Linked DNA regions of Homo sapiens: region 1 is linked to region 2. Evidence: read pairs that join two places in POLR2A ChIA-PET (ENCODE). Cell type or tissue: B cell. All regions are shown on one strand. Links, peaks and the distances in the headings refer to the core of each region. The heading gives the core; the rest is flanking DNA.

Region 1 (4,378 bases), core at 196-4,195, 110 kb after region 2:
CCTGGATTGTCAAGGATTTCGAGGTGAAGGAACCCTGGATTGTCAAGGATTTCGAGGTGAGGGCACCCTGGATTGTCAAGGATTTCGAGGTGAAGGAACCCTGGATTGTCAAGGATTTCGAGGTGAAGGAACCCTGGATTGTCAAGGATTTCAAGGTGAGGGCACCCTGGATTGTCAAGGATTTCGAGGTGAGGGAAACCTGGATTGTCAAGGATTTCGAGGTGAGGGAACCCTGGATTGTCAAGGATTTCGAGATGAGGGAACCCTGGATTGTCAAGGATTTCGAGGTGAGGGCACCCTGGATTGTCAAGGATTTCGAGGTGAAGGAACCCTGGATTGTCAAGGATTTCGAGGTGAGGGCGCCCTGGATTGTCAAGGATTTCGAGGTGAAGGAACCCTGGATTGTCAAGGATTTCGAGGTGAGGGCACCCTGGATTGTCAAGGATTTCGAGGTGAAGGAACCCTGGATTGTCAAGGATTTCGAGGTGAAGGAACCCTGGATTGTCAAGGATTTCGAGGTGAGGGCACCCTGGATTGTCAAGGATTTCGAGGTGAGGGAAACCTGGATTGTCAAGGATTTCGAGGTGAGGGAAACCTGGATTGTCAAGGATTTCGAGATGAGGGAACCCTGGATTGTCAAGGATTTCGAGGTGAGGGCACCCTGGATTGTCAAGGATTTCGAGGTGAGGGCACCCTGGATTGTCAAGGATTTCGAGGTGAGGGAACCCTGGATTGTCAAGGATTTCGAGGTGAAGGAACCCTGGATTGTCAAGGATTTCGAGGTGAGGGCACCCTGGATTGTCAAGGATTTCGAGGTGAGGGAAACCTGGATTGTCAAGGATTTCGAGGTGAGGGAAACCTGGATTGTCAAGGATTTCGAGATGAGGGAACCCTGGATTGTCAAGGATTTCGAGGTGAGGGCACCCTGGATTGTCAAGGATTTCGAGGTGAGGGCACCCTGGATTGTCAAGGATTTCGAGGTGAGGGAACCCTGGATTGTCAAGGATTTCGAGGTGAGGGAACCCTGGATTGTCAAGGATTTCGAGGTGAGGGCACCCTGGATTGTCAAGGATTTCGAGGTGAGGGCACCCTGGATTGTCAAGGATTTCGAGGTGAGGGAACCCTGGATTGTCAAGGATTTCGAGGTGAGGGCACCCTGGATTGTCAAGGATTTCAAGGTGAGGGCGCCCTGGATTGTCAAGGATTTCAAGGTGAAGGACACCCTGGATTATCGAGGGGGCTAGGTCCAAGGACAAGTGTCCTAGCTGGAGACAGACGAGGAGACACAGGGATGGGGAGAGGCAGAGGCAGACAGGGGTGGTGCTATGGTCTGAGGGTCTGTGTCTGCCCGAAACTCCTGTGTGACAGCCGTCATCCCAGAGTGAGAGCATGCAGAGCTGGGGCCTCAGGGAGGTGGTTAGGGCCTGAGGGGGAACCCTCAAAAATGTGATTCGGTCCCTAATCTCACTAGAGACCCTAAAGAAAAGGGACCCCAGAGAGCAGCCCTGCCCTCTTTCCACCACGTGAGGACGCAGTGAAAAGATGGGGGTCTGTGAACCAGGAATCGACCCTTCCTGGAACTTGACCCTGCTGCCATCCTGACCTTGAACTTCCAGCTTCGAGAACCGTGAGAAATGAATGTTGCTGCTGAACCCACCAGTCTATGGTATTTTTGTTATTGCAGCCAGAAATGACTAAGATGCAGCAGCCACGTCCCCCTGGCGAGGGCCGGGGGCATCCCAAGGTTCATAACAAAAGCTCCAGAGCTTCCCTGAACCGCCAGGTGTGTCTTCCCAGGACCCTGGGGCAGCCCCAGGCTACCTCCCTCCTCCTCTGACCCCACCTGCCCTGATCCGGCCTCACTGTCACTCCCTGGATTTCACCCGACAGCCTCCGCCGGGGTGGCCCGGCCCCATGGCCAGGGCATCTTCCATTCACGCCCACGCTTTCCAGGACTCCGCTGCAGCAGCTCCTCTGTGAAGCGCCTCTGGCCTCCCATTGCCGGTGCCACCCGAGCCCCCAGACATAGCTGGCCTCCCCCGACTCCAGGGCCAGCATCGCTGGCGGGATCTCTCCAACGCAACGGCCAGCTCTCTGGTGACCCACAGTAGGAGTGCCACCTGGGCAGCGCTGGACAGGGTAGAGCAGGCACCTTGGCCACCCTGACCCGCAGGGCTGCAGGCTAGGAGACGGGGTGCCCCCATGCCCCCACCCTGGGCTGCAGTCTGGGGCCCCCAGCGGCCCATGGGGCAGACCGAGGGAGGCCAGGCCGGAGTGGCTCCAACCCAGCAGCGCAAGACTCACTCTCCCCAGCCTGATGCCCGCCCTGTGGCCCCAAGGCCCCCTCAACGGGAGTCCACTCACAGGCACCCTTCCCCTGCGGGTGGTCGGGGACCCTCTCTGGCCCTGTGTCTCCCCTTTGCCATCTCTGTCTCGGGGTCTCTGAGCCTCTAACTGTGTCTGTTCCTGTTTCCCTGCATCGTGGCCCCCACCCCGCCCTGTGGAGCCATGTGGAGCCATGAGGCTCCACGGCCGGTGGGGTCACAGAGCCCTGGCCACACACACCTGGCCCCACCACAGCCAGACCACAGGCCAGACATGACGTGGAGCCGCGCGGCCGTGTCTGCTGGGGCAGGAAGTGGGCGAGTGACCCTGTCTGTAGGCCAGACGTACGGGCATGCAGGCCCTCCCCTCCAGCCCCTCAGCATCCAGCCACATCTGTGGACACAGCCAGCGAGGCAGAGCAGGGCTCTGCTAAGGACAGACGGCCATCAAGGCAGGGCCTGGGCCGGGCCAGGGCTCCCTCCCCACAGCAGCCCTCTTGGCAGGCAGCCAGACGCCCGTGAGGGTGGACCTGCCATGAGGGCCTGCACGCCGGAGGCCGCCCACTCAGCACTGCGGGCCCTCCAGCAGCCTGACCAGGTGGGTCTTGGAGGTCTCCAGGCCTCCGTCTCCTCCTCTGCACATTGAGGAGTCCAGCCAGGCTGGTCCTGGCCCCTTCTGGAAGCAAAAGGTGGAGAACAGGCACCAAGACAAGAGGGAAGGACAAAAGAGGTCACCACAGGGACTCCGGAACCACAGGGCAGGGCTTCCTAACCAGGCAGGAAGGATCTGGGCACTGGGGGCTGAGCCAGGCTGGCCAGGCCTAACCAGGGATGACCCGGCCCTTCCTGGGATACAAGGTGAACAGGTTTCATGGCTGAGCTGAGGCCTAGGCTGAGCCGAGCCAGAGGGCAAAGAAGATGACGTGGAGCCAGCTGATACACGTCCATGTGGGCTGCCCTGAGCTGCCCTGGGCTGGGCTGGGCTGAGCAAGGCTAGGCTGAACTGGGCTGAGCTGAACTGGTCTGGGCTGAGCTGGGCTGAGCTAGGCTGGGCTGAGCTGGGCTGGGCTGAGCTAGTCTGGGCTGAGCTGGACTGGGCTGGGCTGAGCTGGACTGGGCTGGGCTGAGCTGGACTGGGCTGGGCTGAGCTGGGCTGAGCTAGGCTGGGCTGAGCTAGTCTGGGCTGAGCTGGACTGGGCTGGGCTGAGCTGGGCTGGGCTGGGCTTGGACGAGCTGGGCTGGGCTGGGTTGAGCTGAGCTGAGCTGAGCTGGGCTGAGCTGGGCTGGGCTGGGCTGGGCTGGGCTGAGCTGGGCTGAGCTGGGCTGGGCTAAGCTGGACTGGGCTGGGCTGAGCTGGACTGGGCTGGGCTGAGCTAGACTTGGCTGAGCTGGGCTGGGCTGGGCTGGGCTGAGCTGGGCTAAGCTGGACTGGGCTGAGCTGTGCTGGGCTGAGCTGGGCTAAGCTGGACTGGGCTGTGCTGTGCTGAGCTGGGCTGGGCTGAGCTGAGCTGGGCTGGGCTGAGCTGAGCTGGGCTGGACTGGGCTGGGATGAGCTGGACTGGGCTGGGATGAGCTGGGCTGGGCTGGGCTGAGCTGGGCTGAGCTGGGCTGGGCTGAGCTGAGCTGAGCTGGGCTGGGCTGGGATGAGCTGGGCTGGGCTGGGCTGGGCTGGGCTGGGCTGGGCTGGGTTGGGCTGAGCTAGACTGGGCTGAGCTGAGCTGGGCTGAGCTGGACTGGGCCGGGCTGAGCTGGGCCGGGCCGGATTGGGCCGGGCCGGGCCGGACTGGGCCGGGCCGAGCCGGGCCGGGCCGGGCTGAGCGGGTCTGAGCTGGGCTGAGCTGAGCTGGGCTGAGCTAGACCAGGCTCGGGTGAGCTAGGCCAGGCTGGGCTGGGCTGGGCTGGGCTGGGCTGAGCTGTGCTGGGCTGGGCTGGGCTGGGCTGAGCTGTGCTGGGCTGGGCTGGGACAAGCTGGGCTGGGCTGGGCTGGGACGAGCTGGGCTGGGCTGGGCTGGGATGAGCTGGGCTGGGCTGAGCTGAGCTAGGGTGGGCTGAGC
Region 2 (4,378 bases), core at 101-4,100:
AACTAGGATTGTCATGTTATTACTAATTTTACTTTTTATTTTCCCTTTTTAAACTTTGTATCTGTTACTTGCTGAATTTTTTCAGAAGTACAACTTCTAACAGAATATTGCTAGCCCAGCACTTTGAGATAATAGCAAAAGACCACACCACAGACAAAATTGAACTTAATCATTTACTCCAGGTAGACTTAGCCTGAAAGCCACTGTCTTCAAACCTCCTTTGTTACTCAAATGTGGCTAAAAGGATTTTGACACTGACTCCTAGACATCAATCACTCCTTCAAACATGTGACCAGACCAGACACCTGGGACAGGCCCATCCAAATACTGAGGGACATCAGAACCTACCACAGCATGGTCCATCAGTGAGGCTTCCAGAGAAAGACCTTGACCAAAGGGAGAAAATATGATGAAAGTCGTCAGAATCAAAATGGAGTCCCTTGTGTTAAAAAACAAACAAACAAACGAAACTCTGACATATAAAGCCAGAGAAGGCTGAGAAGCATTCTCATGCATAAACACCTACTAGCAAAAACTATCACAAAAGACTATAAAAAACACAGCCTCGCACAAAGGCCATTGCAACCTTACACAAAAAAATACTTCTGCGAGGACAGCTGCCCAGCAACTGCCTGTGCGCCTCATACTGGCATCACCCTTGTTATTGATCCTTGTAGCCAAAGATTATTTCAAAACGATCATGTAATCGTCCTCATTTTTCCTTTAAAAACCTTTGTCGTCTTTTACCTCCCTGAATATGCACATAGTTTATGATGGTATGTGTGCTCCCACTGCAGTGCTTGGGGACCAAGCTCCCTCCACACCTCACTGTTCCCAAATAAATATTTTCTGTTAGAGCCTCTCTCTGTTCATTATTTAGCTCGACAGGTATTTGGTACAGCAGCCAAAACAGGCCAAGACATTGCCCGGAATCTTCCAGCAGTAGACTGGGGGCCCGGATTTGACCCTGGTCAGTTGGACACGGGCTTCTCTCACTCCACCAGATGAGGAACAAATAGTGAGGTGTGGCGGGAGCTTGGTCCCCAAACAGCTCCTCCGGCCATTTGCCCTCCCCACCCACGGACCAGAGACAGGACGAGGGTGAGCCCCGGTGTCAGCCATGTGCCCCAACCCCGGTGCCTCATTTGCTCCTAGGATGCGTCCTGTAGGTCATCTTCTTGCAGCTGTCCCGCTCAGTCTCCCCTCAACCCCTGCTCATGCTCTTGGTGAGCTTATCAATATTATGGTTTCCAATAGCTTCTGTTCATAGTTTCAACTCATATCTGTCCCTAAGTGTGGACTTTTATTCCACGCGTTGGCACTGGCAGTCAGCTATGTGCCTCCTACTCAAGGCATCTGAAACTGCAGGTGGGTAGTCGGCTAAGTCAGGCCCCAAAAGTGTCTTCATCCAGATTCCCAGAACTGTGACTCTGAGATCTTACATGGCAAAAGGGACTTTGCAGATGAGATTAAGCCAATGATCTTGAGATGAGGAGAGGGGCCTGGATTACTTGGGTGGCTCCGAATGTGGGCACAGGTGTCACAGGAGGGAGGCAGAGGGAGACGTGAGAAGGAGAAGGTGCCATGACTCCGAAGCCAGAGGCTCCTGCTGATCCTCCGGCCCCACCCCCACCCCACGGACCATGTGGTCTTTTTAAAACATGAATCTATCAGGACGGCCCATTCAAACCCACAGAGAGGTTCCCACTGCACCAAGAACAAAGTCAGAACTCTCAGGCCTGACCCACTGCCCTCGGCCACCCTGGAGCCCCAGTGCCCCCAGACCCGGTCCTGGCCTCAGAGTGTAACAGGCTCACTCCCACCACCCATCTGCATGGCAGGCGCCTTGCCATCGCCTCCCCTCTGAGAGCACAGACAGCCACAGCTGGCCTCCGGGTGAAAGGATGGATGAACAGTCAGGCCGGGCGAGTGCTCTCAGAGCCTGCTGGCCAACGGAGGCAGCCGCTCAGGCCTCTGCCTGAGCCATGTGCGATCACAGCTGCCGCCCAGCTGTCCCAAGGAGGCAGCTCTTGGCTTTTCCCCTGGGAGTCGAATTCGCAGGGAGTCCCATCCACAGGCCCCTGGGAGGCGGGAAGACATCTCGGTCTCCAAAGCCAGTAACCTGTGATTCCCCTGAGGATGGTGGGAACCTGGTGTGGGGCAGATGATCTGTATTTGAGCTTTGTTTCTCTCTAGCAATTATACCTAGGAAATACCCTAAAATGCACGACGCAATGCACATTGACCCCAGCAAACTCCCCACCCTGCGCCTGTTTCTAGTGCCGGGGCTGCTCCAGCACAGCCTGTGCACTTGACCGAATGTCTACAGCCCTGGCCCTCAGCCACACTGTGTTGTTTTCATGCACCTTCACCCAACAGAATTGCTCCAACAGAGTGATTCAGGGGGCTGCCCTCCAGCACCACTTCCCCTTTCCATGTTACGTAAATGTCCGTTGAGTCCTGACTGACTACAGAAATCTGTCTTCTGGGGGCATGTGATGCCCCAGGTGGCCCAGGGCCCCGCACAGGAATGTGTTTACAGCTTTCCCGGCACTGAAGCCACAGTCGTAACTCAGCCTCCTGACATGGGCCAGGGCCCTCGCCTCCGCACGCTCTGCAGCTCACCCGTGTCGCCACAGCCTGCTGGGCCTGGACGCCACCCTCTAAGGTGGCACTCGGGGCAGAAACATCTGTTTCCAGCTGGTAACAAACAGGACATGTCTGCCTCCCACACCTAAATCAATGCTTGACAAGCCTGGCCTGATCTCGGGGCGCTCACCACCAGCCACCTGCCTGGGCCCAGCCGACCTCCTCTCCCTTGGTATTTTGAGGGAAGGGTCTGAGCCCTTTCTGCCCCCCTAGACTTGTGGACAGAGGCCCCCCAAGACCTGGACAGAAATCAGGCCATAGTCTCCAGCCCCAAAGAGACTTCCAGAGGCCTGCACCTCTCCTCTCCAGCCGAGGCCCTGATGTCTGCGGCTGTGGCCATAGCCGGCTCTATACCTGCCAAGTTTATTCTAGAAAACATTGGTTTGGACAAGACCTCAAAACGGAATTGGGAAAATGAAAGAGAAAAGAGAAAGGATTTCTGCTCTCATTGTAAGGACAAAAAGCAAATTGAAGACCAGCACTGATACAGATCAATAATCACACCAGAAAAAAATATGGCAAAATATCTATATTCTCTTAAGGTGAATAAGTGTTCTCTCAGAATGAGGCTAAGGCCAGGAACAGTGAAAAGTAAGACTGATAAATTTGCCCACAAGGAAAAAAATAAAGTCTCTATAAGGACAAAGCCACCAAAAACAAAGTAAGCACCCCAGGAAAGAAAGTGACCAAAGTATCTAACATGAAAGAGAGCCTGTATTCGCATGAGCTCCCGAGAAACAGAACCCATAGATGTGGATGTGGATATCGACAGAAATAGGTATCAACATAGACACAGGCTATGGCCACAGGTATGGATAGAGGGAGAGATGCGAGAGAGAGATTTTAAGGAATTGGCTCACACAGTTGTGGAGACGAATGTCCAAAATCTGCAGGGCAAACCAGCAGGCTGGTGACCCAGAGAAGAGCTGAGGCTGCTGCTCCCGTCCAAAGTTCAGCCTGCTGGCAGAATTCTGTCCTCCTTGGGGACTGCCGTCTGTTTTCTCTTAAGGCCTCCAACTGCCTGGATGAGGCCCACCCACATTATGGATGATGATCTGCCTTACTCAAAGTCCACAGGTTGAAATGTTAATAACATCTAAAAATCACCTGCACTATCTAGACTGGTGTTTGGCCAAATATCTGGGTAGTATGGCCTGCCCAAGTTAACACCTAAAATTAACTATCAGAGTCCAAGTAAGTGAATGTAAAAAACAAACAAACAAACAAACAAAAACATGATGAATGAGACAAGCTCGACCTTGAAGAAGTTTTCAGTGGAACGTGGGGAAGAGGAGTTCTCTTTAGCCAGCTGCAGACACAAATAGCCAATAGAACACATGGAGAGTGTTAGAAGTCACAAATCGTCAATGGAAAGCAACTTACAATGTGATGTTCATTGAACATCTACTGTGTGCCAGGCCAAGGGCTAAGGTGGACACGTGCAGTGTGTCTGCACTGCGGCACTAAGGTCCTGGTGGGGAATGGATAATACAATTAAAAACAAATCACAAAGAAACCAGAAGAGGAAAAAAAGCAATTAAAAACAAATAAATGCTCCATAAAGGACAACAGCGCCAGCTGAGGGTGTGGCCATCAATGCCAGGCATCCAGAATATGTCCTTGGGGACATGGACCACTGGGAGGTGCATCCCAGGCAAAAGGAGCAGGAGGGGAAGGGTCCAGGCCAGAAACATGCTTGCCAAGTTCAAGAGCGGTGGGAAGGCCAGTG

What was found. Peaks named below come from ENCODE experiments on the same cell type or tissue, not always from the same donor. Only the 100,000 strongest peaks of a DNase experiment are listed, where the experiment ranks them.
Region 1: POLR2A ChIA-PET joins it to region 2 with 11 read pairs; 2 of 35 experiments call an interaction of 5 or more read pairs at or near these places.

Annotation. Positions count from the first base shown.
Region 1 is chr14:105,711,188-105,715,565 of GRCh38, reverse strand. It overlaps IGH. Among named protein-coding and RNA genes, the nearest start is that of MIR8071-2, 73 kb to the right of the region's middle. In B cell, for the core only: no CTCF peak of the experiment used is centred there; DNase peaks (open chromatin) are centred at 2,655, 3,345, 3,905, 4,115 and 2 weaker places; H3K27ac peaks cover 1,073 bases.
Region 2 is chr14:105,816,356-105,820,733 of GRCh38, reverse strand. It overlaps IGH. Among named protein-coding and RNA genes, the nearest start is that of MIR4539, 39 kb to the left of the region's middle. RefSeq lists an enhancer at 1,900-3,108. In B cell, for the core only: no CTCF peak of the experiment used is centred there; DNase peaks (open chromatin) are centred at 2,513 and 3,353; H3K4me3 peaks cover 1,354 bases; H3K27ac peaks cover 4,000 bases.